Regions from separate parts of the Homo sapiens genome. Here region 1 is linked to region 2. Evidence: read pairs that join two places in POLR2A ChIA-PET (ENCODE). Cell type or tissue: MCF 10A. All regions are shown on one strand. Links, peaks and the distances in the headings refer to the core of each region. The heading gives the core; the rest is flanking DNA.

Region 1 (11,676 bases), core at 2,435-10,434, 53 kb after region 2:
CAGCATGGGATAGGCAAATCAAATCTTTTTTTTTTTTTTTTTTTTTTTTTGGAGATGGAGTTTCATTCCTGTTGCCCAGGCTGGAGTGCAATGGCGCGATCTCGGCTCACTGCAATCTTTGCCTCCCAGGTTCAAGCAACTCTCCTGCCTCAGCCTCCCAAGTAGCTGGGTTACAGGTGCCCACCACCATGCCCAACTAATTTTTTGTATTTTTAGTAGAGATGGGTTTCACCATGTTGGCCAGGCTGGTCTTGAACTCCTTACCTCAGGTGATCCGCCCACCTTGGCCTCCCAAAGCGCTGGGATTATAGGCGTGAGCCACCGCGCCTGGCCTCGAATCTTTTTATGTACCCAGAAAGATTTTGCACAGAACAGGGGCTAACTGTCCTGGGAAGGTCATAGCAGAGGCAAGCATGGCATCAAGATCTCCCTTAGAAAATAAATGCATTGGCCGGGTATGGTGGCTCACACCTGTAATCCCAGCATTTTGGGAGTCCAAGGAGGGCGGATCACGAAGTCAAGCAATAGAGACCATCCTAGCCAACATGGTGAAACCCCGTCTCTACTAAAAATGCAAAAAAATCAGCTGGGCATGGTGGCGTGGGCCTGTAGTCCCAGCTACTCAAGAGGCTGAGGCAGGAGAATCATTGAACCTGGGAGGCAGGCGTTGCAGTGAGCCAAGATCGTGCCACTGCACTCCAGCCTGGCAACAGAGTGAGACTTGGTCTTAAAAAAAAAGAAGATAAATGATTTGGGGAAATATCACTATAGACAAAGATTTCATCTGGATATTAAACCAAGGCACTCCATCATTCAACCATCCATCCGATCATCCATTCAATATTTGAGTGCCTCCTGTGTGCCAGGCAGCATGCTGAGAGCTAGGGAAGAGCCAGCAAGAACAGGTCACAACAGGCACCTGCTTTCATTAGTATTCATGGGACAAAGAAAGAAAAATGAAGATTAGCACTTATTATTTATCTCATCTTAACTTTCACTACAACCTTCTTGCCCTTATTCTAAATTTGAGAAAATTGAGGTTCAGAAAGGTTTTGTAGCCTGCCCAAGGCCACACAGTTAAAATGTGTTGGAGACAACTCAAACCCAAATTCATCTGACTCCCAAGACCAAGTTCCTTCCAACCTCCTTTGGTCTCATAAGATCAGAGCAAAACTAGAATAGATGTGCTTCTTAACCCATTTTAGTTCTTAAACACACACACACACACACATACACACAATCTGGCAAAGGACCCTCTTCCTAGAGGAGGGTGCCTATCATTTCAGGGAATCCACAGGTCCCCAAACCTCGACTCTACATGGATCCCAAGTTAGGAGTCCCTATCCTTAGGGTAAAGAGCTCTGCTCAACATTCAAGGTCTGTATCAGAGAAGAGGGCAGTGTAACCTGGCTGGGGTTCTGCTAGGACTGCCTTTGAAGAGATGCTACACTGAGCCCTGGGTAGCTATGTGTGTGTGTGTGTGTGGGTGTGTGTGCATGTGTGTGTGTGTGTAGGTGTATGTGTAGGCTACTATAATTTTATAGTAAATAAAATTCTATTGTTGAAATTGAGGACCAATATTTTAAGAAAATGTCTACGTCAATAGTGCTATTTATTGCAAAGTAGTTGCTTCTGACCGTATCTGCAACAACAAAACAGATATTTACTTAAAATGAAATGCTTAAAAACAGGGTTTTTTTTTTTTTTTGCTAGTAAATACTAGTAAGAACAAAAGTGTACCCACCAGTCTAATGCTCTTAAACAGCTAACAAAAATCAACGTGAATGAAAACAGTTTACTGTAGTAGTAACATGGTTGGCAGCAGGGCCATAATAATCTGTATCCAAGGCCTCTCATCCCCTCAGACCCAGCAGCCCCTAGAGTAGTATCACAAGCCTCAGACCCTGACTTCAATTGGAAATGAACCCATATGCAAAAGAAGGAAATTCATGGGGCATAACTAATTTTGCTGCTTGCTCTGTGATATCATAAAAACCCTCCTACCTTCATTTTTTTTCTAAAAGTGATTTTAATGAAAGAGAAAACAGGCCTGTTAATTGGGTCTCAGGACGAAATTTATAATGAAAATGCAACATGGCACACACTCAATCCCCTTTGCACACACTGTACTGGAATAAATCATCTTTTGATCTTTCTAGATGCTGCCTCATTGGGAAAAGGGCATAGCAAAAACCAACATTCGATTACATTAGGCGATTATTTTTTATGCACAGGCACGTGCAAATTTATTCTTGCCTAACTAAATAAAGGCAGTGGCCCCCAGGTTTCATGTCCTGACATGCCATTATTTCTTAAAGAAGAATAATTAGCAGTGCTGCATATGCATGAGGAAGGCATCATCCGCACTGTGATGCTGCATCTGGTCATGTCAAGGAGACTGAACCTATTTCCTTAACTGCATAGTCATGGTTAACAGACCAGCTTTATTAGGCTAACAGGTAACAATGGACAAAGGGAAATTAAAATAGGGAACAAAGGAAGAGTTAGGATTTACCAATAATTATCTTTCAATACAAGCACCAATGTGAACTTTTTAAAAAAAAATTTGTTCGTAAGTTATTGGGGTACAGGTGGTATTGGGTTACAAGAGCAAGTTCTTTAGCGGTGATTTGTGAGATCCTGGTGCACCCATCACCCCAGCAGTATACACTGCACCATATTTGTTGTCTTTTATCCCTCGACCCCCTTCCACTCTTCCCCTCAAGTCCCCAAAAAGCCCATTGTATCATTCTTATGCCTTTGCGTCTTCATAGCTTAGCTCCCACATATCAGTGGGAACATACGATGTGTGGTTTTCCATTCCTGAGTTACTTCACTTAGAATAATAGTCTCCAATCTTATCCAGGTCATTGCAAATGCTGTTAATTCATTCCTTTTTATGTCTGAGTAGTATTCCATTGTATGTATATACCACAGTTTCTTTATCCACTCATTGACTGATGGGCATTTGAGTTGGTTCCACGATTTTGCAATTGTGAATTGTGGTGCTATAAACATGTGTGTGCAAGTATCTTTTCTGAATAATGACTTCTTTTCCTCTGAGTAGATATCCAGTAGTGGGATTGCTGGATCAAATGATAGATCTACTTTTAGTTCCTCAAGGAATATCCACACTGTTTTCCATAGTGGCTGTACGAGTTTACATTCCCACCAGCAGTGTAGAAGTGTTCCCTGATAACCACATCCACAAAAAACATCTACTTTTTAAAATTTTTTGATTATGGCCATTCTTGCAGGAGTAAGGTGGTATTGCAATGTGGTTTTGATTTGCATTTCCTTGATTAGTGATGGTGAGCATTTTTTTGTATGTTTGTCGGCCATTTGTATGTCTTCTTTTGAGAACTGTCTATTCATGTCCTTAGCCCACTTTTTCATGGGATTGTTTTTTTCTTACTGATTTGTTTGAGTTCATTGTAGATTCTGGATATTAGTCCTTTGTCAGATGTATAGATTGTGAAGATTTTCTCCCACTCTGTGGGTTGTCTGTTTACTCTGCTGACTATTCCTTTTGCCATGCAAAAGCTCTTTAGTTTAATTAGGTCCCAGCTATTTTTCTTTGTTTTTATTGCATTTGCTTTTGGGTTTTTGGTCATGAAATCCTTGCCTAAGCCTATGTCTAGAAGGGTTTTTCCAATGTTATCTTCTAGAATTTTTATAGTTTCAGGTCTTAGGTTTAAGTCCTTAATCTATCTTGAGTTGATTTTTGTATAAGGTGAGAGATGAGGATCCAGTTTCATTCTCCTACATGTGGCTAGCCAATTATCCCAGCACCATTTGTTGAAAAGGGTGTCCTTTCCCCACTTTATGTTTTTGTTTGCTTTGTTGAAGATCAGTTGGCTGCAAGTACTTGGGTTTATTTCTGGGTTCTCTATTCTGTTCCATTGGTCTATGTGCCTATTTTTATACCAGTACCACACTGTTTTAGTGACTATGGCCTTATAGTATAGTTTGAAATCAGGTAGTGTGATGCCTCCAGATTTGTTCTTTTTGCTTAGTGTTGCTTTGGCTATGCGGGCTCTTTTTTGGTTCCATATGAATTTTAGAATTGTTTCTTGTAACTCTGTGAAGAATGATGGTGGTGTTTTTATGGGGATTGTGTTGAATTTATAGATTGTTTTTGGCAGCATGGTCATGATCAAGTGGGTTTCATACCAGGGATACAGGGATGATTTAACACATGCAAATCAATAAATGTGATATACCATATAAACAGAATTAAAAACAAAAATCACATGATCATCTCAATAGATGCAGAAAAAGCATTTGACAAAATCCAGCATCCCTTTATGATTAAAACCCTCAGCAAAATTGGCATACAGGGGACATACCTTAATGTAATAAAAGCCATCTATGACAAACTCACAGCCAACATAATGCTGAATGGCTAAAAGTTGAAAGCATTCCCTCTGAGAGCTGGAACAAGATAAGGATGCCCACTCTCACCACTCCTCTTCAACATAGTACTGGAAATCCTAGCCAGAGCTATCAGACAAGAGGAAGAAATAAAGGGCGTCCAAATCAGTAAAGAGGAAGTCAAACTGTCCCTGTTTGCTGATGGTATGATCGTTTACCTCGAAAACCCTAAGGACTCCTCCAGAAAGCTCCTAGAACTGATAAAAGAATTCAGCAAAGTTTCTGGATAAAAGATTAATGTACACAAATCAGTAGCTCTTCTATAAACCAACAGTGACCAAGTGGAGAATCAAATCAAGAACTCAATCCTTTTTAAAATAGCTGCAAAAAAATAAAATATTTAGGAATATACCTAACAAAGGAGTTGAAAGATCTCTACAAGGGAAACTACAAAACACTACTGAAAGAAATCATAGACGACACAAACAAATGGAAACACATCCCATGCTCATGGATGGGTAGAATCAATATTGGGAAAATGCGAACTTTAAGTAACCCCAAATACATTCCTGAATGTTAGGCTGATTCCTCTTTGATGCTCTGGGTGAGAAGAGGCACAAAGATATCTTACATTTCTGAGGTCTGCTTATACTCTAAAATTCTAGGATTCTGTGATCTAAGCCATTTATCAAATAACTGTCTGAATTTCTTCACATCATAATCATAGGTCTGGTTGAAATGGCTTAGATGTGGCTTACAAAGTAACATGCTACACATGTCCCTATTTACTATTTAATTATAACTTTTGAAGGTAGACATTTAATTTTCAACCAAACTGAAACTAAGAGAGATTAGGTTACTTGTACAAGGTCATACGTTTGCAAATGACAGAGTGTGATGCAGACTTAGACCATCTCTTTTCTTTTAAAAAAATATTAAATAGACACAGGGTTTCACTATGTTGCCCAGGCTGGTCTCAAACTCCTGGCCTCAAATGATCTTCCCACCTCAGCCTTCCAAAGTGCTGGGATTACAGGCATGTGCTGCCATGCCTAGGCTAGGCCAATTTGTTTTGAAAATCTATGTCCTCAAGCCTACGCCATAACGTCTACACGGAGAGTCAGCTCCCACCAACTATGCGTAGGGCACACTGCTTTAAAGTGGTAATTCAAAGGTCCACTATGTTAAGAATGGGGACAGGCATCAAACAAATAATGTGAACTTTCTTATTTCGAGTGATAATTCATGAAGCAATGCATTATGTTGACAGTTGGTGTGTAGTTATGAGAAGGTGTAGGCAGTTTGGATATGTGGAAAAAAATCTGGCTTTGGAACTAGCTGCTGAGTTCAAGCCACAGCCAGCACCTTTCCTGGTAGTCATGCCGTTTCCTAATTTGCATATGAAAGGTTTCTACCCTCACTGTGGTGACACTCAAGTTGTTATTATTCATGTTAATGAATATGGGTCCTTTACATTTAAACAGTTTACACCAACATTGATGAATTTTCATTGATTAAGCTTTTGCCAGGGCCAATTCCATTGAGCCAACTGGAACTAAATTGGTTCCTTAATTGATTTTCTCTACAGTGCAGTTAAAATGTTTCCATTTCATTTCTATTTTAATGAAATTATTTTTATCAGTATCAATGCTTTTCTATTTCAAAACAAAGATTGGATTCACCCATCAGGCACTGTTTCAGGCCCTAGGGATATAGCTGTGAACACAAAATCCCTTTTCTCCTGCAGGCTTTCAAGGTTTTTTAGCAAGCCTATTGCAATTATTAAGTTGAGCATATGAAATTGGCATTTGTGTAGGTCAGAAGAGGTTGAATATTGGCAATTTCATGATTCAATCTAGTAGAAATAATTCTAAATAATATAAAATGGTTATGCCTATACTTTACCTCAAGACATCAACTTTTATTGTCCATGATTTTCTCATAAAAAGCACACATGTATATAAGAAAAATCCAAACAAGCAGAAAAACAAACATAAATATACACCAATGCAAATCAATTAGGGCATTAGTTAAGAAAGAGCTCAGCTCAATGTTGGCAGTGGGTATTTCCAGATAGTGGCATGGGAGAATTTTTTCTTTTTTTATACTTTCCATTTGTACCGATTTTAATACAATAACTCTAGAGTATACTTGCATAATCTGAAGAAAATACTTCTTAAGCTTGACTGATGTAAGGAGAGTGGCAGTTGAGTCACGGAAGTGCCATCATTAAAACCTCCAGCATGCCAGTCACCGTGCTGAGAGCTCAGGCACTTGATCCCAACAACTCTCACAACCACTCAATAAGGATGGACAAATACAGTCATGTGCCGCACAATGGTGTTTCCGTCAATGACGGACCACGGTGGTCCCATAAGATGATCATGGAGTTAAAAATTTCCTATCACCTGGGAAATTTCCTATCATAGCTGTCCTAACATCATGCAACACTATACTCACATGTTTGTGGTGATGCCAGTGTAAACAAATCAACTGTGCCGCCAGTTGTATAAAAGCATAGCACATACAATTAGGTACAGTACATCACATTTGATAATAATAAACAACCATGTTACTCATTTATGTATTTTCTATATTCTTATCATTATTTTAGAGCATACTCCTTCTACTTATAAAGAAAAAAGTTAACTGTAAAACAGCCTCAGGCAGGTCCTTCAGGAGGCATTCCAGAAGAAGCCATTGGTATCATAGGAGATGACAGCTCCATGCATTTTACTGACCCTGAAGACCTTCCAGTGGGACAAGATATGGAGGTGGAAGACAGTGACATTGATGATCCTGACCCTGTGTAGGTCTAGGCTAATGTGTGTTTGTGTCCTGGTTCTTAACAAAAAGTTTAAAAATTAAAAAATAAAGCTTAAAGGCCGGGCATGGCGGCTCATGCCTGTAATCCCAGCACTTTGGGAGGCTGAGGCAGGTGGATCACCTGAGGTCAGGAGTTTGAGACCAGTCTGACCAACATGGAGAAACCCCATCTCTACTAAAAATACAAAATTAGCCGGGCGTGGTGGTGCCTGCCAGTAATCCCAGCTACTTGGGAGGCTGAGGCAGGAGAATCGTTTGAACCCGGGAGGCGGAGGTTGCGGTGAGCCGAGATCACACCACTGCACTCCAGCCTGGGCCACAAGAGCGAAACTCCGTCTCAAAATAAATAAATAAATAAAAAGAAAAAGAAAATAAAGCTTATAGAATAAGGATATAAAGTATTTTTGTACAACTGACAATCTGTGTCTTAAGCAAAGTGTTACTTCAAAGAATCAAAAAGTTAAAAAATTAAAAAGTTTAAAGGATCAAAAAAGTCACAGTAAGCCACAGTTAACTTACTATTGAAGAAACAACATTTTAAAAATAAATTTAGTGTAGCCTAAGTGTACAGTGTTTATAAAGGCTAGAGCAGTGTACAATAATGTCCTCAGCATTCCCATTCACTCACTGCTCTCTCACGGACTCACCCAGAGCAACGTCCAGTCCTGCAAACTCTATTCATAAGTGCCCTATACAGGTGTACCATTTTTTATCTTCCGTATTTCATTTTTACTGTACCTTTTCTATGTTTAGTTACACAAACACTTTCCATTGTGTTACAACTGCCTACAGTATTCATGCAGTAACATGCTGTACAGGTTGCCTGGGAGCAATAGGCCTACAGCCTAGGTGTATAGTAGACTGTATCATCTAGGTTTGTGTAAGCACACTCTATGATGTTTGCATAATAATGAACTTGCCTAATGACATATTTCTTAGGACCTATCCCCATCATTAAGTCATGCATGACTGTATTATTGGCATTTACTGATGAGGGACAGAGGGAAAGAGAAAAAAATCACTCCTGGACAAGAGGCAGGGCAGGCACCAGACCCCTGAGCTCATGCCTTAGCACATGAGACCTTAATGGTTACCATTTGTCAATCTCAAACTACATTCCAAGAATGAGGTTAAACATTTTACATACAGCAAGCCAGTGAAGATCTTTTTTTTTCTTTTCTTTTTTTTTTTTTTTACCAAGACACTCCTTTCTTTCTGTCCATTGTCAATCCATTTTAACATTTCCTCACATTATCTCCCACATGTCAATTTTACAACTTCCTGCCGTGAAATGCTGTAAGCTGCTCCTCAGCCCCACAGACACACTTAATTCCTCACACAGCCACTTCTCATGGCACCGTGGAAAGCGTCTGCTCTTTAAGGTTTTCGTAAGAAGCTCTTTGTCAATATATATAAAGAAATTAAAATATTGGTATGCCTTGAACTAGGGTTTCCTCTTCTAGGAGCCTTTTCTAAGAAAATAGTCACAGATAATAGCAAAGTTTTCTATGTAAAGATGTTTACTGTATCTTTATGTATAATGTAACTGAGGTTAAACAAATCACAGTACATCTATAGAACAGAATAATACATAATCACTAAAAGTATTCTAAAGTTTTTTTGACACAGGAAAATACTTTGAAAATGTTATACAAAAATATGAGACTATCATGCAGATTATATACCGTACATGGTTGTCCTCTTGAATAAAACCTTGCACACACATACAGCATAGGCAGAGGAGAGGGGGAGAGATTGGAAAGAACTTTCCCCCAACACTTTGCCTTTTGGGAATGTGGATGATTTTGGTTTTATTATTTACATGTTTCTACATTTTAAATATCTTCAAGAATAAAACATGTTACCTTCAGAATTAGGAAAAAGGTTGCCAGGTGCGGTGGCTCACACCTGTAATCCTGGCACTTTGGGAGGCCGAGGAGGGCAGATCATCTGAGGTCAGGAGTTCAAGACCAGCCTGGTCAACATGGTGAGACCCCATCTCTACTAAAAAATACAAAAATTGGCTGCATGTGGTGGTGTGCACCTGTAGTCCCAGCTACTCGGGAGGCTGAGGCAGAAACATCGCTTGAACCTGGGAGGCAGAGGTTGCAGTAAGCCGAGATCACGCCACTGCACTCCAGCCTGGGAGACAGAGTGAGACTCCATCTCAAAAAAAAAAAAAAAAAAAAAAAAAAAAAAATTAGGGAAAAGGTGAAGTTAGTTTGAGCCTACAAGTACATGCACATGCTCTACCTTTCCTTCAAAGCTTTATGGCCTGAACACTGAATGCCTGTTTCCCTTAATGGCCTCAATGTCATCCTTCCTGAATTCCTCCATGCTAACTTCATCTCCTCTATCCAGTCACCACCCTTTCCAATTTATCAATAACTGAGCAATATTCCTGGAATAGCTTCTCTTTTTCTTCTCCCTAGAGAAATGTCCTTACCATCTTTCAAACATTTCCTGAATTGTTTCCTCTCCCTAAAGCCTTCTTGACTGAAGTGAGGCTTGTGATCCTAAAATACAGTTACCTTAGCCAAATACGTCATTTAAAATCAGTCTACTTAACCTTGCTTCTTTCCTTTCTGTGACATGTTTTCCTACAATCAAGCTTTCAGCCTTAGAGTGTGGATATACTGACAGTATGAAACATGCCTATGGAAATTGCTCTGCCCTGCCCTGGATCACAGAACACATGCATTTTGTTACTTAATGATTTTTTTCATGATGAAAATGCTCCAGCTGGCAATCTGGAGTTAGCACCCTGCCCGGAATCTCCAGCAGGAGCAGCGCCCTTCCGCCAAGGAGTGGCAAATGCAAACAGCAGCAGCAGCAGGTTCCTAACACAAACACTTTAATTTTATGGAACAAGAGAAAAGTAGTGGGAAAATACCATCACTATCTTTTTTTTTTTTTTTTTTGGAGACGGAGTCTTGCTCTGTCACCCAGGCTGGAGTGCAGTAGCATGATCTTGGCTCACCGCAACCTCTGCCTCCTGGGTTCAAGTGATTCTCCTGCCTCAGCCTCCTGAGTAGCTGGGATTACAGGCGCCCGCCACCACGCCTGGCTAATTTCTGTATTTTTAGTAGAGACGGGGTTTCATCATGTTGTTCAGGCTGGTCTCGAACTCCTGACCTCAGGTGATCCACCCACTTCCCAAAATACTGGGATTACAGGCGTGAGCCACCGCGTCCGGCTCCATCGTCTTTTTTATATGCTGATAACCTTATGCAACTGTAGAGCTACCTCTTAAAAAAATGACAACTCTATGGCATAAATATCTTTCAGAAACATCTATGCTACAAAAGACAGGTAACTTAAAAGCAAAACAAAACTAATAATTTTGAGAAAAAAAGACTGACTTCATATTCTCTTCAAGACTCACTGGCCTATTAAAGCTCACAAATAATGTATAAATAGATGTATTATAATTTCTTATAAATTAAGTACCATGACTGCAAAATGGTCAACTAAAGTAACAGTTTTCTAGGAAATAAAAATTTCCAGGTATGGTGTCAAAATGCCTTATGAAACCAATCCATTACCAGTTAACACAACAGTCAGAACTAAAATTGGCATTCCTAAATGACTAATAATCCATTTGTGAGAAGTACATAAGAGTTTTAGTAATAAATAGAGCATTTCTTTAATAAATATTTATTTAGCCTACTACATGTCCAGGCGCTGTGTGAAATGTTAGACACATAACGATGAATGAGACACACGGTTCCTGCCTATATGGAACCCATAGTCTAGAGGAAGTAACAGACATGTGATAATATGGAAACATAGGTACAAGGTAATGACACTTGTATGAAGGTATACACAACCAACTATAGAAGTATAATGAGAGTGGGAGAGATTTTGTCTAGAAAAATGCAAGTGTCTTCATAAAAAGGTGATACTCATTAGGCCTTGAACTGCAGGAGACAATGGAACTTGGTCAGCTCAGTGAAGAAGAAAAGGACATTCCCAAATGAGATTGTAAATGCAAAGGTACAGAGGGGGTTCGTGGAGCAGCCAAAGTCCCATTGTGACCTGATAGGGAAGTCACAGTGGGAAGACTGGTGTGAAATGATTTCACAAAGGAGCTTTGAGCCAGCTTTTGAAGGGTCTTGCATACCATTCAGAGAAACTAACCTTTAGCCAGTTGAAAATGAGGAGCTAATGAAAGATTTTTAATCAAAGGAATAATGTAATCTTAGACATTTTCTACCAAATGGAACTCTGGCTACAATGTAGCAAATGGATAGAAAACAGACTATCATAAAAAAAAAATGTTTGGAGTCAAACTACTCTTGGTCAAATTCAGGCCCTGACAATGGCAACCTGTGTGCTAAGCATTTCACCTCTTCAACCCTTACTTTCTTCATCTAAAAATATGGAACTAATATTACCTATCTCAAGCAGTGTTAGAATGATCTGATAAGAAGCTATGTTAGTCAAAGTCCTGACTGCCCAGGGCCAGCCTAACAT
Region 2 (11,676 bases), core at 2,386-10,385:
GGAAGGCTGAGGCGGGCGGATTGCTTGAGCTCAGGAGTTTGAGACCAGCCTGGGCAACACGTCTCTACAAAAAATACAAAAATTAGCCAGGTGTGGTGTCATGCAGCTGTGGTCCCAGCTACTCAGGAGACTGAGGTAGGAGGAACACTTGAACATAGGAGGTCCATGCTGCATTGAGCCATGATTGTGCCACTGCACTCCAGCCTGGGCAACAGAGTGAGACTCTGTCTCAAAATAAATAAATAAATAAATAAAAGTTGATATACAACCTCACAAATTTATTATGAATTAAAAAAATATATGTGAAGTGCCTGGCATATAGTAGGCAAGAAAAAGAATGGTAATTATTATCGTGGGCTCATAGATTTTCTTAACAGTCATTAAATCTGGGCTACTCCTTAATTTCTAGAAATAGTGGGTCAGAACTTTCCAATACTCATTACAATAAAATCTCATTAAAACACCAAGAAAGAATTCAAATTTAACTTCTAGATATTGGTTGGCAGCAATGATTGCTTAAAATAAATTAATCATCAACAAGGGAATTTTGCTACTCTGGTTTTTTGGAGGGGTGGGGGTTGAGATAACAAAAGGAAATGCAATTTGACCTTTATGAACATATTCACAAATACAAAAACACTGATGACTTTTCTGTTTGGTTCTTTGAGAGAAGGCAGAGGAATCTTTGTTTGAAGCACCTTCAGAATAACCCTAATTCTGCCTCAAAACCATGAAGTAGCACACTGGGATGGCTATTGCAATCTGGACAACCTGTATGTTCTTGCTGGGGTCATGACATTTGGGAGAAATGAGGCAAAAGAATGGGACAAAGGGATTCCTCTTAGCAATCAGAGACTGGCAGAGCTCTTTTGTTGGATAATGTGCAACCTGAGTATAAAATCATTTTGAAATCTAATGTTGGCAAAGGCGAATAAACACATATATCTGCACAAACAGCACGTAAGGTAGAAGAATGAAATCTCAGCATGGGCCTGGTCTGGTGCACATCTAACAGAGTCTTAACAAGCACTAGCTCGATTCTCAAACGGTTTTGCATCAGTGGGCATCACTGACCCCTCCTACCCCAGCTCGCAATACATGTACACACGCACTGACTCTAGAGACAGCATTCGCTACTGGACACCATGAGGCAGTAATGAAGTTCCGGCAAGTGATTGGCAAGCCTTTTCTGAGCGCTTCTTGTATGCGAAACGCTGGTCAGGCCCCCTTGTAAACCTGGTGGCGATCTCCAGTGCCTCCTCACCTCTTTCATTATTTTGATGGCTTCCACCCGGTGCTGGGGTGGGGGGTAGAGCAGCACTCGGTGGTAGAGGGACTGGAGCACGGGCTTCATGGAGTCCACAGACCCCACCAGCCGGACCAGCTCGGCTGCGATGTAATAGATAGTCCGAGCCACAGGTCCGCTCAGGGCCGGCGCAGTGCAGGAGCAGCCTGATCCTCGGCCGTGGTCAGACACTCCCGGAGACGCAGAGTCCGACTCCAGGCTGGTACTGGTGCTGCTGGTGTGAGCAGAGGTGATGGTTTTGTCATGAATTGGATTCCCCAAGATCACGATGAGAGCAGGGCAGAGGTTTTTCCTGGGAAGAGATGGTGAGAAAAGTAACTTTCCCCACGAGCCAAATGATAAAATTTACTCTGCGAGTAAACAGATGCCATAGAAATGACAAGAGTGCGGCTCTTTACTTCTTCTTCTTTTGGCTACATTTTGCCTGTTTTCTAAGTCTCTTTAACATTTCTAGGTATTTCAACAATACTTTTCCTCATAAATTGAGCTAGCATGAATGAAATAAAATATAAGAGAAGCATTAAGAAACCATCATAAGTGAAGAAATGGACTCAAAATGCTAAATGGCTGTTATAAAGTTTCATATTACTACAAATAACAAAATGATTTCTCATTTGAGAAGTTAATTGCAAATTCCATACTGACACCTATCATTTGGCTTCCTTCCTGTCGATAAGCCCAGGGACCCAGAACAACCAGCTGGCTGCCTGTGGGGCCTGTCACTTCTGGGAATCTCTGACTATGATTAAGAGACTGGTATTCGTGTTGAGATGGAGCTAGGGCTAGGAGTAAAGCTCAGTATCTCTTGCCCCCTGCATAAGTTACATGCTTTTTGAACGAGCTGAAAACACAGAAAAATTTTCTGGTTCTGGTCTCTCATGATCCTATGATATAAACCAAAGACGGCCCTGGAAGCATATTCTGCCATAATCATCATCAGTTTTTCTGCGGAGTTTGGTCTGATGGATGTCAACAAAGCAATTTATCTGCTTTATTATTATTATATATTTTTGAGACAGAGTCTAGCTCTGTTGCCCAGGCACGATCTCGGCTCACTGCAACCTCCGCCTCCCGGGTTCAAGTGATTCTCCTGCCTCAGCCTCCCGAGTAGCTGGGATTACAGGCACCCGCCACCATGCCCAGCTAATTTTTGTATTTTTAGCAGAGACAGGGTTTCACTGTGTTGGCCAGGCTAGTCTTGAACTCCTGACCTTGTGATCCGCCCACCTAGGTCTCCCAAAGTGCAGGGAGCGTGAGCCATTGGGCCCGGCCTATTATTATTATTATTATTTAATTTTTTTTTTTTTTTGGGACAGAGTCTTGCTCTGTCACCCAGGCTGGAGTGCAGTGGCTTTATCTCCGCTCGCTGCAACCTTCACCTCTCAGGTTGAAGCAATTCTCATGCCTCTGCCTTCCAAGAAGCTGGGATTACAGGTGCCCACAACTGCCATGCCCAGCTATTTTTGTATTTTTAGGAGAGACGAGGTTTCATCATGTTGCCCAGGCTGGTCTCGAGCTCCTGGCCTCAAGCAATATGCCTGCCTCGGCCTCCCAAAGTGCGGAGATTACAGGTGTGAACAACTGCACCTGGCCACAATTTCCCTGCTTTCCCTCTAAGACATTTACGCACAGATGAAACTACTACTGGTGGGTCATGGACTTCATGGAGAGGGACCCAGAGACACAGTCAGCAGCAGCCCTTGGGTTGGCATCAGCGTCGGGGCGTCAGGAGTGGGTGCTCACCAGATCAGGTCCGTGAAGCGCCTGTGCAGGTGCATGGAGGAGGAGGAGCTGCTGAGCACAGACAGGATGCACTCCAGGTAGAGAAGCTGCAGCTGCTGGCTGTCACTGCAGAAGAGCAGAACCGACACAAATGCAGACAAAAGACAAGGCAAAATTAAAGAGGTGATGTGTGGAAACACGCTCGGAAAAATGGTAGGCGTTACTAAAGTGCTAGTTTTAGGGGGACGGTTAGTGTTATGGGTTGAACTGTGTCTCTCTCCCCAAATTCATAGGTTGGAGTCCTAATCTCCAGCACCTCCGAATGTGACTTTATTTGGAGATAGGTCCTTGCAGAGGTGATCAAGTCAGACTCAGTTCACTAGGGGGGATGCTAATCCAACATGACTCTGTCCTTAAAGAAATGGAAATTTGGACACAGAGACATTCACTGAGGGAAGACAGTGTGAAGAGACACGGGGAGAAGACAGCCATCTACAAGGCGCGGAGAGAAGCCTGAGGAGATCCTTCTCTCTCACCTCTCAGGAGGAACCAACCCCACTGACGCCTTGATCTTGAATGTACAGGCTCCAGAACTGTAATACAATAAACTCTTGTTTAAGGTACTCAGTTTATGGCACTTTGTTACAGCAGCCTCAGCAAGATAATACAGTTGGGGTGATTTTTTTTTTTTAACTAATAAACTTTACTTTTTAGAGCACTTGGAGATTTATAGAAAAACTGACCATGAAACATTTATCATATTGAACCTATTGTTAAATCTTACATTGGTATAGTACACTTGCCACAATTAATAAAAAATTGATATATTAACTAAAGTCCATAGTTTATGGCAGAAATGCTAATTTTTATATTATCTAAACCTTTCAAGAGACCATTTACCACATTATCTTTTCATTGGTGAACACTTTGTGAACTTGCATTAGACTTTTCTTCTTTACTGAGGAAACATGATTTTTCAGTGGAGAAATTATTTTGTGTCCAAGTTATCATTATGGGGTTCCTCATAGAGGAACAGAGCCAGATGAAGAGAACAGACAGCTTTATGGGGAACACATTCCTAATATCCAGATTAACTTCTCTGCCCAGCCTACCAGAAAGTATTAAAATCCAGGCAGGTGACAAGAGTGACAGATAGGGCTAAGGAAGAATTTAATTTTCAGGGACATGTTTATTGCAAATATATAATAAATCCTTTTTTAGAGAGTTCACTCAGTAATGTGGGATGGGAATACTCAGAAAAAGGAAAAACTTGCTTATAAAAATAATTTTTGGTTATGTCTCTTTCTCCTAATTTAAAATAAATGTCCAAAGGAAGTCAGGAAGTCTAGTGTCTTTAACAGTTCAAATTACCCCCAGGAGAAGGGGGTGGAAGGAACAGAAAGGCTCATGCAGGCCAACTAGAAACTTGAAGAGATAGGAAGGAAGTAAAGAAAAGTTAACAGTAGACAGTGCTAAGGCCAGAGGTTACATCCACACAACTGCCAAATTGAGAAAGACCACACAATTGTAAGACAGAGGATAGTGAGGGGGTGGAGTCCTTTATGTGCCATTTAATACACTGACATTGATATTAGTATTTATGTGCCATTAAATACACTGACATTGATATTATGCTCTAAAGCCCTTTGTCAAAATTCTTCCATGGTCTGTCCACTAAAAATACTGTTTTTATTTTCTTTTAAGGTTTATAGAACTAAACAAAAACAAAGAGACAGTTTGTAGCCCTTTATAGAAAAAGGTTCCTGACCCATATTCTAAAATCTCCCTTGTCCAAAGAAAGCTGTATAGTGATTAAATAATGTTATTATTCTGTAGAAGGGAATGCCACTTATATTTGGATATACTCTGTCTACCACGCCCTTTGAGGGTGGAAGAAGAAATGGGGAAAGGCTGAGTCTCCACAAAAGTTATTACTATTTGCCAAGAGGAAGGTGATGGATGGAGGAAGAGTAAGAAATGATGAGCCATTCTTGAGCCAGGTAAGGACTTCACATTTCTAGGCTTCTAGTCCTACAAGCTTCCCTATGCTTTTGACCAAGACGTAGCTCCTGACATGAAACAGCATGTTTCTTCACTCTTACGGGACTGGACAGACATATAAGCAAGTAGATAAAGCACTGGTAGGAAGGGCTGTGAATGAATACCTTAACGCAAGGTTCTATGAGACCATATGGCAGGAGCAACTTCTTAGAAAGAATGTCCACAGGACATGCTGTCTTAGTAGATCCTAAAGTTCAAGTAGGAGACTGTGGCATGGTGAAGCAGAGGAAAAGGTGTGACAAAATATCAGGGTGGAGGAGGAAGGGATTTGGGCTGAGAGGTTTGTGGCTAAAGCACAGGGTGTGAGGGTGGTATCAGCCCAAGAGGTGGACAGAGGCCCGATCAGGAAGGGTCCTGTAGGCCACACTAAGATGTCTGGAACTTTATCTGGAGGTAAAAGAGTGATATGACCAGATCTGTATTTCAGAATGTTCAATTTGTTTGCTTTACGAGGAAGAGAGTGGACAGGACAAATCAGAGGGCCATGGTGTCAATTGTAAGCCATATTTAAAAAATCACTTCTGGAAGGATTGCCTTCACTGTAGTCTCAGTTAATCATTCTGACCAATCACTTGACCTGTTATTAAGAAGAAAAATTATGAAATGCTCCAATTCAAAAATTTCTCTTTTTCTTTCAAACTGTCAGTCTAGCATCACAAAACGAAAACAACTATAGACAGGAAAGACTCTCAATTTCTGAAATCATTGGAAATAAGTCCATAGAAAAGCTATGAGTCATCAAGCTATTGGCAAAGTGTGCCATGGTGAATACTTCAACCCCCAGGTTATCAGACTCGCTGACAGGGAACACATTGCCAAGGTAACTGGCCTGAGAGTCTCCTTGGAGACTGAACGCAGCAGCTTTTCCGTGGGTTGCGGCAGTCTGGAAAACAGATGATCGTGCCCATGCATGAGTCACACCATTAAAGGAGCTGTTTAAAACGTAAGCACCTTCCACTAGATACACACACGCACGTACGCAGCATGTATGCGTGTAAAAGCTGTCCTTGTACAAACAAGTAAGTAGAATGCACAAGGCAAAAAGTAACCTAGAAACCAGCCAACTCTTTCAAAACACATGAGGGAAAAATCTGTCTACTTAGGAGGGCTGTAAGTCACTTTTCTTGGTCTTTTCTGTGAGCATTTCATGGTTGGCAGGCTTAGTATCTGCTGGTCTCATTCTCTGCTCATCACTGAACTTCTTCCCAGGTGCACGATCTGTGGAGAACAACGCTCAGGCGTGGACCCGCAGGCCGTGAAGGCAAAGCAGCCACCCCTCCTGGCAAGGCTACTGGGAGGGCAGCCTAGCACGTTTTGTATCTCTGGAGCTCTTAGAGTTTTGTTTTGAACCATTTTGACTTTGCTTTCCTTAGAAATAGATTTGAATTTAGTTAAAGAAAGGAGAGAAGAAATTAAGTGTGTAAGGAGTGAAATGGAATTAAGACAGACAGTGGGAATGCTTTGGCAGGCCCCATCTATTCCAAGCCTGCGTTGGTATAGGTTTCGCTCTAACATTCTCTGTTCTAGGAGGAGAGAGAAGCAGGGAAAGAGTGGTGGGAAACAGGCAGAGAATAAGTAAGTATCTTTCTAAGTCCAATTATCCTTCCAGAAATTCTTGGATTTAAAAAGCATCATGTAACTCAACTTGCCTAACATAGGATTCTATTAATACCACATCTCCAAGGCATGCGAGGGAGTGTTCTGCGTACCTGAATACATTTTCTGAATCCTCCCAAGAGTCCAAGCATATCATGAACACACACCCCTACAGAGCTAAAGCCCTAAGAGGCACTGATTTTGGAAATGGCTGTTGAGGTTAGTAAATACTGATTCTGGTGTGATTTCAGAGGAATCGCCTATTCAGAGAGTAGAAGAGGCATCCAGTTTAGCTAATAGAAATAAAGGAATTAAGTTAGTAAAATCAGAAGCAATGGTACACAAGTAAAAACTTAGCAAGGAGAATGAACAGAAGCACCAGACTGAGAGCAGCTGGTGCACGGGACTATCTTACCAGGTGGACATAAAGGTCTTCCCTTACAGCTATGCTAAGCATCCTGTGCCCCCAGCATCTTTAGCAAAAGGCCCCCATTTTAGGGTAATGGAGTCGTGATGGCAAATACCAAAATCATACAAAGCAATCAATTTCTAGAGGCAGAACTATGACCAGGGGAATTGTACTGGAAAATCAAACAAGACTGAGAATCCTATAAAATCATTAAGCTCTAAAATAACATGCCTAAAGCCATCTTTGATCCAATGTACAATGAGAAATCCTAGAAACATATGCACATGAATTCTTTTCTCCATTTAAAACCTATTCTCAAACTCCTGACCTCAAGTGATCCACCCACCTGGGCCTCCCAAAGTGCTGGGATTACAGAAGTTAGCCACCAAGAGACCAGCCTAGCCAACATGGTGAAACCTCGCCTCTACCAAAAATATAAAAAATTAGCTGGGTGTGGTGGCGCATGCCTGTAGTCCCAGCTACTCAGGAGGCTGAAGCAGGAGAATTGTTTGAACCCAGGAGGTGGAAGTTGCAGTGAGCCCAGATCACGCCTCTGCACTCCAGCCTGGGCGACAGAGTGAGACTGTCTCAAAAAATAAAAATAATAATAACAAAACAAAAACAAAATACCTATTCTTAAGTCATGTGGTTAAGAAATGCTTTGTTTTTCAGTGACTGATTGAAATCTACAACCTTTAGTTTCTAATATGTATGTGTGTGCATTTGCAGTGTTTGTTTGTACAATGCATTTTCCTAACAATCTACAGTCAAATTTCTGATGTACACAGCCCAGTGTTCTTAACTGTGTGATGACTAGAATTAGCAGCAACTATTCTAAAAGCAAACAAACCAGTTTAAAGCAAATGTATGTCAAATATTTACTACATGAGAGGGATTCCTGGAGCTGATGGGGGTTCCTGGGTGGCTGGAACCATCCAGGTTTAAAGAACCATGAACTTGAACCCCAGAATGCCAGGCATTCACTGGACCTACTCTAAGACTCTTTTCTGACTAAGGAACAATGGTATGTTTTAAGCCTATCCGTGTTGGGCCTACAGACTCATTCTGCCTTATCTTGCTGGCTAGGGGACTTATTTATTTTATTTATTTATTTATTTCGGAGTTTTGCTCTTGTTGCCTAGGCTGGAGTGCAATGGCGCAGTCTCAGCTCATGCAACCTCTGCCTCCCTGGTTCAAGCGATTCTCCTGCCTCAGCCCCCCTAGTAGCTGGGATTACAGGCACCTGCAACCACGCCTGGTTAATTTTTTGTATTTTTAGTAGAGATGGGGTTTCACCATGTTGGCCAGGCTGGTCTCGAACTCCTGACCTCTAGCTAGGTTTTAATTACTAACTGGCATAACTACCATGAGCCTCTCCCACGTTTCTAGCACTTAAAAACTCCAGATTTTTCCCTTAGAAAACTACTCAGAAAAAAAGTTTAGCTAATTAGTTTTCCCTTGCTTGTGAAGTAACAAATGCAGTCTTTATATTTTTTGTAGTTCTGGTGGTCTTCGTTCTATTCCCTGCCAATGCTAGGACCTGGGGGTGGAGCAGGGGTAAGGGAGAAGCACCCCCGACAGCTGGAAGTACCTGGCTGCCACCGGCGAGGCTGTGGTGTCCCCTGGTGAACACAAACAAGTTCACAGGGTTAAGATCAGATGAGGACTCACCATGACTGCGCTGGAACAGGATGAAAGCCAATCAGCGGCCATGCCTGAACAGAGGTCTTCTTTTTTAAAAGGGCTCTATATGACCACAAAAATGAACAAATGTCCCTCTCCCCTATGACTGACTCCCACTTCTTCTTCTATGACAACTCTAGCTCCCATCTGTTCATCCTGTCTGCTAGAAAAACTTAAGATGCCCAGTGCTAGAATTGCGCCTACTTTCTGACAGCACCCAATCTTTGAACAGAACGCTCAATTTTTAACCCATTCTAAGTCACCTAACTCATGTTAAAATCCTATAACAACCCTTCCTAACACCCTTTTACTGTCCTGTGGTTTCCCGTGGTGGACAGGCTCCCTCATATAAGAAGTTACTAAAATGAATCCTGTTAACTTCAGGTGTTCCTGGAGCTCTTTGGCTGATGGGCATTCCCAGTCTTTTAAGTGAATTTTCTCACTCAATCTTACAAAAACATGAATGCGTTTTATATGACTGATATTATATTCTATACAATATTATAGTAATTATCATAAGAAATAGTCTATTAATTATTTTATAGGATACACAGACTTAGGGTGGTTCAGATCTTTGTCCAAAGTCACATGCCAGTAAGGGGCAAAGCGTGGGTTTTAACCCAGGTAATCCAACAAAGATAATGTAGTTGAGCCAATAGTGATTAAACACCACTCTTGATTGGGTCTCAGGAGAAAATATGCCAATAGAAACATATTCCAACTCTGCTATACCAGCTGTCTGTGTTATGATGGAGGGGAACTGGACGGGGATGAGGACTTAGCACTAGAACAGATCAGACCTCTGGTCATTGATGGGTAGAGTGAACACATGACCTATCCAAACCAGAACACCTTTGAGAGTGAAGGAGGGTAATTATAATTATTACACAACAGGTAAAATCTGGGACTGTCCCAAGCAAAGCAGGTGGCATAGGGGCCTTACAGATGGGGTCGCTGCAGTTGGTGCTAGAGCCCTCAGTTAGGATGGTAATCTGAGTGCCAGCTCCACTGTTCCAACACGCCATGGTCAGGAAAGATGGGCACCTAAGCAGGGTACAGCAGGAACTATTTACATCCATCTGCTGTAGGACTCAGCCCTCCTGAGCAAGGGGAAGCCCAGACCTGCTGTCTGCCTAGCCTGCCAGGGTCCAGGGATGGGAGAAATTTGAGGGTGGGGGTAGGGAAAAAGTTAAGTGCTATTTCTTTTTGGTTTATGCTATCCATGTATTATATAGGCTTTTTCATTTTTAAAAATAAACTTTATTGTGCATATTTAAGGTTTACAACATGATGTTATAGGATTTATATATATAGTAAAATGGTTACTATAGTGAAACAAATTAACATATCCATCATCTCACACAGTTACTCATTTCCTCCCACTACCCATCCACATCCCAGTGGCAAGAGCAGCTGTAAGCTACTCATTTAGCAAAAATCCTGAATACAATACACTATTAATAACTATAATCCCCAAGTTGTACATTTGATCTTTAGACTTATTCAACTACACATTTGCTACTTTGAATCCTTTGCCTTATATCTCCCCGTTTCCTCTCCCCTACCCCAACCCTGGTACCACTATTTTATTTTCTATTTGTGCCTTGAAGTGCCTCAATAAAGAGAGCTTACTTTGGTCAAAATATAGAGGTGACTTACAGGAACAACAGAAGAATTGACGAAGAAACCATTTGGCAACAACTTTTAAGAGTAATTCCATGTTTAGCTTTAAAAAATCCTAAATTTCTGAGAAACCAAAAGCAAAACAAATAACAAAATGAGTTTCTGCAATGTTTCCAGCAAAGTGAGAGTCCTCATTCTTGCCTACAACTAGACTATTTCTCCCAACTCATTACTGCATTTAAAATTCAACAAGTGAGTTTTCTGCATTATCAGATGTCCTAGTTACCAATGAATGATAGTTTAATGTCTTTCATGATTCAAAGGACACTTCAGAATTGTAATGTGTTGTAGAATTTTGCAATTCATGGCATATGTAGCTGGTGGAGACTTTTCGCCCCATGTTGAAAGTCTGGTGTTTTATGATTTGGCTTTACTACAGGTGCATAGGTTGTCTTGTTAATGACTGCACGGAAAGATGGAGCAGCAGGCATCACCTAAGTGAACTCAGATATTGATTAAGCTGATACGCAAAACAAAACAAAAAAAAGTAAAAGAGTAACATGCTCTTTTTAAAGACAGTTGTGTGAGCTCATAGGCTCTGGAATGTTAGAAGAAATAGAGCACAGTCCAACGCTGTCATTTGGTAGAGGAAGAAAGGGCAGCATGGTTTGATGAGAAGAGTCAGGCACCGGGACACAGCTGAGATCTGGCTGAGACAGGACTGGCTCTCATACCAACCAGCACTCAGCCCAGGATTCTTCCCACTCAGCTTCATGCTCCATGAAGCAATTGTTCTCTGTAAGGTATCATCTTCCCATTGTCACATCAGAAAGTTATATACTCTAGTAATGGTATTTGGTTATTTGAACTGCACCAACTTTCAGAATATATTCCTTAGTAAATAACAGCGTTTAGGGTGTGGAGGGGGGAAACTATTGTCCCTATAATCTTACAATCCATAATTTGAAGTGATGCTGCAGACAAAGGTTATTTCAGAAGTAGACCACTGGTAAAGAAAAGCGGCAGTGGTTAGGGCACTTACTTTATGGCGGCTTGCAGCTTCTCACACAGGACGGTGAGTACAGAGACAACATCATCACAGAGGGACTCTACTGTTGACCCTTCAAAACAGAGGAGGTTACAGGCATGAGACATCGACAGGGGGCACGACGAGCTCCCTGAACCATCCTTCCCATCCTCCACTTTAGATGGTTTTTGAGACTGAAAAGATGATTTTCAGATGTGGAGAAGCCCTTAGGCCACCAAAGTGATGATC

What was found. ChIA-PET counts read pairs that join two places held together with the same protein. Peaks named below come from ENCODE experiments on the same cell type or tissue, not always from the same donor. Only the 100,000 strongest peaks of a DNase experiment are listed, where the experiment ranks them.
Region 1: POLR2A ChIA-PET joins it to region 2 with 6 read pairs; 3 of 35 experiments call an interaction of 5 or more read pairs at or near these places.

Annotation. Positions count from the first base shown.
Region 1 is chr6:138,192,714-138,204,389 of GRCh38, reverse strand. The region is part of intron 2 of ARFGEF3 (ARFGEF family member 3); the gene reads right to left. Among named protein-coding and RNA genes, the nearest start is that of PBOV1, 20 kb to the left of the region's middle. In MCF 10A, for the core only: no CTCF peak of the experiment used is centred there; no DNase peak of the experiment used is centred there.
Region 2 is chr6:138,245,358-138,257,033 of GRCh38, reverse strand. It overlaps ARFGEF3 (ARFGEF family member 3), which reads right to left. Exons shown (of 34, transcript NM_020340.5): 8 at 11,443-11,521; 9 at 3,050-3,154; 10 at 1,265-1,598. Among named protein-coding and RNA genes, the nearest start is that of PBOV1, 33 kb to the right of the region's middle. RefSeq lists an enhancer at 5,645-5,814. In MCF 10A, for the core only: no CTCF peak of the experiment used is centred there; a DNase peak (open chromatin) is centred at 5,923.